2 separate regions of the Homo sapiens genome follow, and region 2 is linked to region 1. Evidence: read pairs that join two places in POLR2A ChIA-PET (ENCODE). Cell type or tissue: MCF 10A. All regions are shown on one strand.

The links. ChIA-PET counts read pairs that join two places held together with the same protein. Peaks named below come from ENCODE experiments on the same cell type or tissue, not always from the same donor. Only the 100,000 strongest peaks of a DNase experiment are listed, where the experiment ranks them.
Region 2: POLR2A ChIA-PET joins it to region 1 with 5 read pairs; 5 of 35 experiments call an interaction of 5 or more read pairs at or near these places.

What each region holds. Positions count from the first base shown.
Region 1 is chr6:149,703,233-149,707,232 of GRCh38, reverse strand. The region is part of intron 1 of LATS1 (large tumor suppressor kinase 1); the gene reads left to right. Among named protein-coding and RNA genes, the nearest start is that of LATS1, 13 kb to the left of the region's middle. In MCF 10A, no CTCF peak of the experiment used is centred here; a DNase peak (open chromatin) is centred at 2,262.
Region 2 is chr6:149,505,072-149,509,071 of GRCh38, reverse strand. It overlaps PPIL4 (peptidylprolyl isomerase like 4), which reads left to right. Exons shown (of 13, transcript NM_139126.4): 13 at 3,368-4,000. The coding sequence ends at 3,619. Among named protein-coding and RNA genes, the nearest start is that of ZC3H12D, 22 kb to the right of the region's middle. In MCF 10A, no CTCF peak of the experiment used is centred here; no DNase peak of the experiment used is centred here.

The DNA of each region.
Region 1 (4,000 bases):
ACCAGCCTGACCTACATGGTGAAACCCCATCTCTACTAAAAATACAAAAATTAGCCTGGCGTGGTGGTACACACCTGTGATCTCGGCTACTCAGGAGGCTGAGGCAGGAAAATTGCTTGAACCAGGGAGGCAGAGGTTGCAGTGAGCCAAGATCACCCCACTGCACTCCAGCCTGGGCAACAGAGCGAGACTCCATCTTCAAAAAAAAAAAAAAAAAAAAAGAGATGTCCAGTTTTGTGTATTATGATCCCATTTTGGTTAATAGTAGTATATGTTAGAATATTCAGTATTAATAGTGATTATTATTAGTTTCCTGTGTCTTATGTAACAAATCACTATAAACCTGGTGGCTTAAAACAACATAAATTTATCCTCTCACAGTTCTGGAGGCCAGACGTCTAAAATCAAGGCATTAGCAAGGCCAGTTTTCTTCCAGAGGCTCTAGGAGAGAAGCTGTCCCTTGCCACTTCCAGCTTCTGTTGGCTGCTGTCATCCTTGGCTTCTGACTTCATCATCACATTGCCTTCCTTTTTCTGTGTGAATCAGACCTCCTTCTGCCTCTCAAAAGGACACTTGTAATTGCATGTGGGACTTACTCTGTTAATCCATGACAATAACTTAATCTCAGAATCCTTAATCACATCTGCAGCATCCCTTTTTCCAAATAAGATAACATTTACAAGTTCCAGAGAAGATTAGGAAGGGGAATATCTTTTTTTTTTTGAGACAGGGTCTCACTGTCTCTCCTAGGCTGGAGTGCAGTGGTACAGTCATGGCTCACTGTAGCCTCTACCTCCTGGGCTCAAGTGATCCTCCCACCTCAGTCACCTGAGCAGCTGGTACCACAGTCACACACACTGCCACACTCAGCTCATTTTTTGCAGTATTTGTGGAGACGGGGTTTTGCCATGTTGCCCACCCAGGCTGGTCTTGAACTCCTGAGCTCAAGTGATCCTCCCACTTTGGCCTCCCAAAGTGTTGGGATTACAGGCATAAGCCAGGAATATCTTTTTTTTTTTTTTTTTTTTTTTTTTTTTTTTTTTTTTTTTGCGACCGGGTTTCGCTCTTGTTGCCCAGGCTGGAGTGCAATGGCACGATCTCGGCTCACCACAACCTCCACCTCCCGGGTTCAAGCGATTCTCCTGCCTTAGCCTCCCGAGTAGCTGAGATTACAGGCATGTGCCACCACACCCAGCTAATTTTGTATTTTTAGTAGAGACGGGGTTTCTCCATGTTGGTCAGGCTGGTCTCAAACTCCCGACCTCAGGTGATCCACCCGCCTTGGCCTCCCAAAGTGCTGGGATTATAGGAGTGAGCCACTGTGCCTGGCTCAGGAATATCTTTTGAGAGGCCATTATTCAGCCCGCTACAGTGATTCTCACTCTTGAGGAAGGTGAATTATGAGGGACTTCTACTTTTTCCTACTGTATATATTTATATAAATACTTGAATTTTTCAATAAGGATGCATGCTGTATTTTTTTAACAGCAGAAAGAAGGGGCAAGTTACCTGCATTTGTAAGTTCAAATATTTTTGCGCTACCTACTGGTGACCAGGTCCCATTATAGGGAAATGGAAGCAAATATTTTGACAGAAGCAAAACTATGTTTCTTTTCTTTTTTTCTTTTTTTTTTCTCTCTCTCTCTCTGTCAGAATGATCTTGGAAATGGTAAAATAACAATAATAATAAAGTGATGATTAACTTAGAGTTGAAACCCAAAGTAAGTGAGATATTGAAAGAATACCTAGATCCTATAAATGAATTGCAATCCAGATACTAAAAGAACTGACATGTAAGATTCCACAACAGTGTTAATCCTTGATCATGGAGAAATGGTAGGTTTCAGAAGACCTAATATAGAAAGTATCTTCACTTTTAGAAAGGGCCAGAGGTGAATTCTGCAAACTTTAGACTGGCGAGCTAAATGTTAAGCTTAGAAAAACTCATTAGTAAGCTATTAAATTAATATTTTGGGAAAGCTTAGAAAAGAAAATGCTTTAGGGACCAGCTTCCTTCATAAAAAGCACATGGTATGTCCATCCTAATTTCATTTACAAAATAATTATATTATTCATGTATTATTATGTTATAGATAGAATATGTGCAATTTTCAGGCAATGAAAAAGTTCATCTTTTTTTTTTTCAAAGTGGAGAAATGTGAGCTGCTTGTAATAGAGTTTGATTGATTCATAGCTAATTTAGCAATTGTGCCATGAGAGCACTGATTTATGAGGTGAAGTCATCAGGAAACTACCTCTAGTGGCTGCTACAGGGCTTCGTCATGTCTCAGGCCTGCTGCAAATTGTGTGTGTGTGTGTGTGTGTGTGTGTGTGTGTGTGTGTGTATAATTAATTTCTATAAATATAAATTTTAAAAAATTAAAAATGGGTATATTTTTAACAGCTTTATTAACATACAATTTATATACTATAAAGTTTACTCAGGCTAGGTGGGGTGGCTCATGCCTATAATCCCACCACTTTGGGAGGCTGAGGCAGGAGGCTTACCTGAGCACTTGAACCCAGGAGTTCAAGACCAGCCTGAGCAACATAGGGAGACTTTGTTTTACAAAAAATTAACAACTTAGCTGGACAGGGTGGCATGTTCCTGCATTCCCAGCTACTTGGGAGGCTTAGGCAGGAGGATGAGCACAGGAGGTTGAGGCTGCAGTGAGCTGTGATCAAACCACTGTACTCCAGCCTGAGCAACAGAATGAGACCCTGTCTCAAAAAAAAAAACAAAAAAAAAACCCCTAAGTTTACCCATTTAAAGTGTTTTTTTAGCATATTTTCACAGCAATAAATTGTAATCTAATTTTAGAACAGAAAATAGGTTAGTTTTGTATACAGTATGGTGAATTTGCTTTTTTTGCTTAGGATACATTTACTTATCTGTTTATATCTGTACATTATATAGAACTACATCATTCTGCCGGCCACAGTGGCTCACGCCTGTAATCCCAGCACTTTGGGAGGCTGAGGTGGGTGGATCACCTGAGGTCGGGAGTCCGAGACCAGCCTGACCAACATGGATAAATCCTGTCTCTACTAAAAATACAAAATTAGCTGGGCACGGTGGTGCATGCCTGTAATCCCAGCTATTCGGGAGGCTGAGGCAGGAGAATCACTTGAACCCGGGAGGTAGAGGTTGCAGTGAGCCAAGATCGTGCCATTGCACTCCAGCCTGGGGAACAAGAGCGAAACTCCATCTCAGAAAAAAAGAACTGCATCATTCTTTTTGACTTAGATGTATATTATATAAATGTACTATGAATTACTTGAACAATCCTCCACTGATGAACATCTGGACTGGTGTCAACTTTTGCTGTTATAAATGATGTTGCGAGGAACAGCCTACATCTTCACATACTTGTGTGTATATTCCTTTACTTGTGTTGCATTGTTCCTCTTAATCCTAGTTCAATTTATTAGATGTTGATAACCACTTTATGTCTCAGGAGTCAGTTTCAGAGAATTAAATGTCCAAGTCCACATTGCTACTAATTAACAGAACAAGTAATTTTTTTTTTTAATGTAGACAGGGTCTCCCTATGTTGCCCAGGCTGGTCTCAAATTCCTGAGCTCAAGCAGTCCTCCCTTCTTGGCCTCCCAAGTGTTGTGATTATAGGCCTGAGCCACCATGCCTGGCCCCTGAACAAGTACTTGAATCTCATTTTTTGTTGCTGCTTTCCATTACAAGTGCTGTGCTTTTCTAGTACTCAGAGAAGTACTGTATATCCAGCTAAGCCATTCATGAGATTCATCCACAAGATCCAACCACCTCCCACCAGACCCCACCTTCAAGAGTGGGGACTAAAGTTCGACATGAGATTTGGTGGGGACACAGATCCAAACCATATCAGAGTCCTAGTTCATAGCTTGGAAAATAAACTCAGGCATCTGTTTTTGAAGCATAAAGGGACCTTCTGGAATAGTGGTTTAAAAATCTTTTTAAAGTGGAGGATTGCAGTGGCTCAAGCCTGCAATCCCAGCACTTTGG
Region 2 (4,000 bases), 200 kb after region 1:
CTACATTAATTTTCTCTTCTTCCTAATAAAACTCAGCATCAGTATTTAAGATTTTAATGGCCCCCCGATTTTTTATTATTTTGTTTTTTATTTTTTAAAATTCATTAAAGAGAATTTTCAGTACTAGACAAATTTCAGCTATAGTTCATATTTTCCTGTTTGTCGGTGTTTTGCTTAGTGAGTCTGGTTTCCCAAGAGTATTTTAACTTATTTCTTCAAATTCTTTGTTTTTTATTGAGTAACTAGCCTTACTAATCAATTCGAAAACGTTTGTTTAATTTTCCACCTCATGTCTTAATTCCAGAGATGGTTTTTGTGTTGTTGAGGTTTGGGTTTTACTGGGGTTACAGGAAATGCGTATTCAGCTGGGGGTTGCCTTGCTGAGAAGTATTCATGCTGGTTGTCAGTTTTCCACTGGGGTTTTCATAGTGTTTGTATTCTTGACTGTACTTTTTCTGTCATTTTAGTGATTTAATGTTATCTTGGTGACTAAGATTTAACCAGATCTTTGATTTAGTCCCAGAGACTTGAGCAAGGATAGCTTTTAATTAGATTAGACTTTTTTTGATTGCTTATTTCAAGTCATTTGCTAGGTTAATTGCTTTAAATTGGCCATTTTGTGTTCTTCGTTTTTTCTTTTCTTTTTTTGCCACATGGTAGTTTAATCATCTTGTCTTATGTTTTAAATGTATAAATAATATAACTTTTAAAAATTCATACTGGAAAGGACCTAGACCTTATCTAATTCATTTATCTCACTTTAGATATGAAGATACTGATCCCACAGGCCCTTAGGCCTTTATAGTGGGAGAGCTAGAATTTTAACATTTATTTGGTTCAGTCAGGTGTTGGATTTTTTCCCCATTATTCTGTACCACTCCCCCCTTTTTAATTTTGGATGTCAAGTTAAATTATCTCCAACCTGTGCAGATCTCTTGAGTCTCAGTTTCCCTATTTCTAGAATGAGGATATTGCACTCCTAAAGCTCTTAGCACTGTGTTAGCATGTACTTGGAGGATCTCCTCTTACATGGCTTCATTCAGCCACTTTAACTTTTCCCCTTCATACATACAGGGCTCATTTTTCCTTGCTTTTCAGTTTTCACTTACACTACTTTCATTAGCCTTCTTGCAGCCCATTCAGACCCAAGCTCACTTACCCTTTGAGGCTCATCTGAAATCCTAACTTCTCCATGAAACCTTCTCTAATTATTCTAACCTTAAGAGTACTTGTTTGACACATCTCCTAAATGTCAAAGACTATTTGAACCCAGATCTACCTGACTTCAAAGCTTGTGTAGCTTTGAAAACTACTCCCGAGTAGGAGTGATTTTAAAGTTTCAGTCCAATTCAAATATTCAGCTTCCTCAAATTTTTAAAAGAATGAAGTGCTACATAATCTTTTATCTCTTCTATTTTAAATACTCAAAGCACTTAAGTGCCCATTTGTATAATAACATACTGAGGATTTTATAAATTTATACATCAGCCAGCAGTCTCGGCATTTTAAAAGTTTGTCTCAACCAATACAGAAATAAGTACAAGATGTACAGATATAATAGTATATGAATATTTCTATTTTGTATATGTTATAGGAAGCACAAAAATTCTTTTATCTCAGAATGTCATATTTTACTAGAAAATTGATGGCAAAAGGCTAAACCAAAATGCCTACTCATTTTTTCTACCTCAGGGACTCTTATAATATGACAAGAACTATTGGGATTGTGTGGAAAATCACAAATCAGTTTATAATACTGTATTACACAGTGTGATTATTACTATAACAATCCTGTTACATCTGTTTTCACACACTGTCAAACTCAAGGTGTACAGTATCTAGACAGTATATGGAATAACTAATAATTTGCTTAAAACCCAGTCCTTAACCATGGGTATTCATCACTCTGAATTTTAAGCCTTGACATTTATGTCTGCTACAGTGGTATCTGGTGATAGAGTTGAGACCCTTGGGAGTTTAGTCCTTAGAATTTTCCTTTCCTTTGGGCAGTCTTAAGAAAGTTAAATTTTACAAAGTATCTCTTGAAAGAGCATTGGCTGTGGTCTAAGAGTAGAATTAAATGTAGCAATTTTATTATCTTTGGGGCAAAGGATTCTACCAGTGTTTAAAAACTCATTTTAAAGAAATATAATAATTTTGACATAAGCCTAATCAGCTGAGTGAGGTGGCTCATGCCTGTAATCCCAGTACTTTGGGAGGCCGAGGTGGGAGGGGATCACTTGAACCCAGGAGTTTGAGACCACCCTGGGCAACATGGGGAAACCCCGTCTCTACAAAAAAATACAAAAATTAGCCAGGTGTGATGGCACATGCCTGTGGTCTCAGCTACTTAGGAGACTGAGGTGGGAAGGATCGGTTGAGCCTGGGAGGTTGAAGCTACAGTGAGCCATGATCGTGCCACTGCATTCCTGCCTGGGAGACAGCAAGACCTTGTCTCAAAAAAAATTCTCCTCTCTAACTTCTGTCTTTCTAAACATGGAAGATGTATTTGAACATCTAGAGAGGAGCTGTTATAAAATAAAACACTTTAAAAATTAATTGCTCAGACCCAAGTATACATTATCCATTTTCTTTTTTCGAGATGGAGTTTCGCTCTTGTTGCCCAGGCTGGAGTGCAGTGGGGCAATCTTGGCTCACCGCAACCTCTGCCTCCCAGGTTCAAGCAATTCTCCTGCCTCAGCCTCCCGAGTAGCTGGGATTACAGGCATGCGTCCCCACACCTGGCTAATTTTGTATTTTTAGTAGAGTTTCTCCATGTTGGTCAGGCTGGTCTTGAACTCCTGACCTCAGGTGATCCATCCACCTCAACCTCCCAAAGTGCTGGGATTACAGACGTGAGCCACCGCATCCAGCCTCCATTTTCTTATTTAAGACTTACTGACTTGTCTAAGATCTCTTCCTGCTAAGTTATTTCAATGATATCTTCTTATAGGATTCTTATGGGAATTTTAGTAGTTTCATTGCAGATCAATAATGGGACCACGTTTTGGGGGAGTGAAGGGTGGGGAGCTGGGAATAAGACTATACATAATCAGAATTTTTGATTTTGCAGATTGCTCTAGAGACATGTTCTGATTTCAGTTGAGCTATTTCAGTTCCATATTTTTGAAGCTGATCCTTCGTTTCAGCCAAAATAGTAGATACAAATCAATGACGTTGTTAAACCTTTTTCTGAATTATTTTATTGCTTTGTAATTTACAAGATTCTTGACATTAGTGGTAGTGTTCACATTTAAGCTGTTATAACAGCCTTCTAATGGTAGACTTTTCTAAGTTTTATTAATTGAAAATGCCCACAAAATGATTATTTTACTGATTCACTTGTAATTCCCCCTTCCTTTGACAGGATATCTATAGAGAAATGGGGTTTGGTCACTATGAAGAAGAAGAAAGCTGTTGGGAGAAACAAAAGAGTGAAAAGAGAGACCGAACTCAGAACCGAAGTCGTAGCCGATCTCGAGAGAGGGATGGCCATTATAGTAATAGTCATAAATCAAAATACCAAACAGATCTTTATGAAAGAGAAAGGAGTAAAAAGAGAGACCGAAGCAGAAGTCCAAAGAAGTCCAAAGATAAAGAAAAATCTAAGTATAGATGAAAGATGAAGAGGCAGAATTGAGAGGCTAACATATTTACTCTTGTCTAACTTAAGAGTGCCAGGAAAGCAGATGCTTAGATTTTGTGTCAAAGCTTGTTATTTTTTTCATACTAGGATTATGGTCTTTAGATTAATACTGATTATATAGAGCACGGAAAGATAAAGAATTGAACATTTTCTTTGTATACTTTTTTACACTAATTTTATTGTTATACATAAATGGTAGTCTTCATTTTTGAAGTCTTACATTTTCACTCTTTTTTTAATGAAGTATTTCATACTACAAAAATACATAAACGTATATATAAAGGGATAATAAATGTAAATATCTGTGTACTCATCAGCCAGCTTAAGATACAGATGTTGTCGACATTTTAGAAG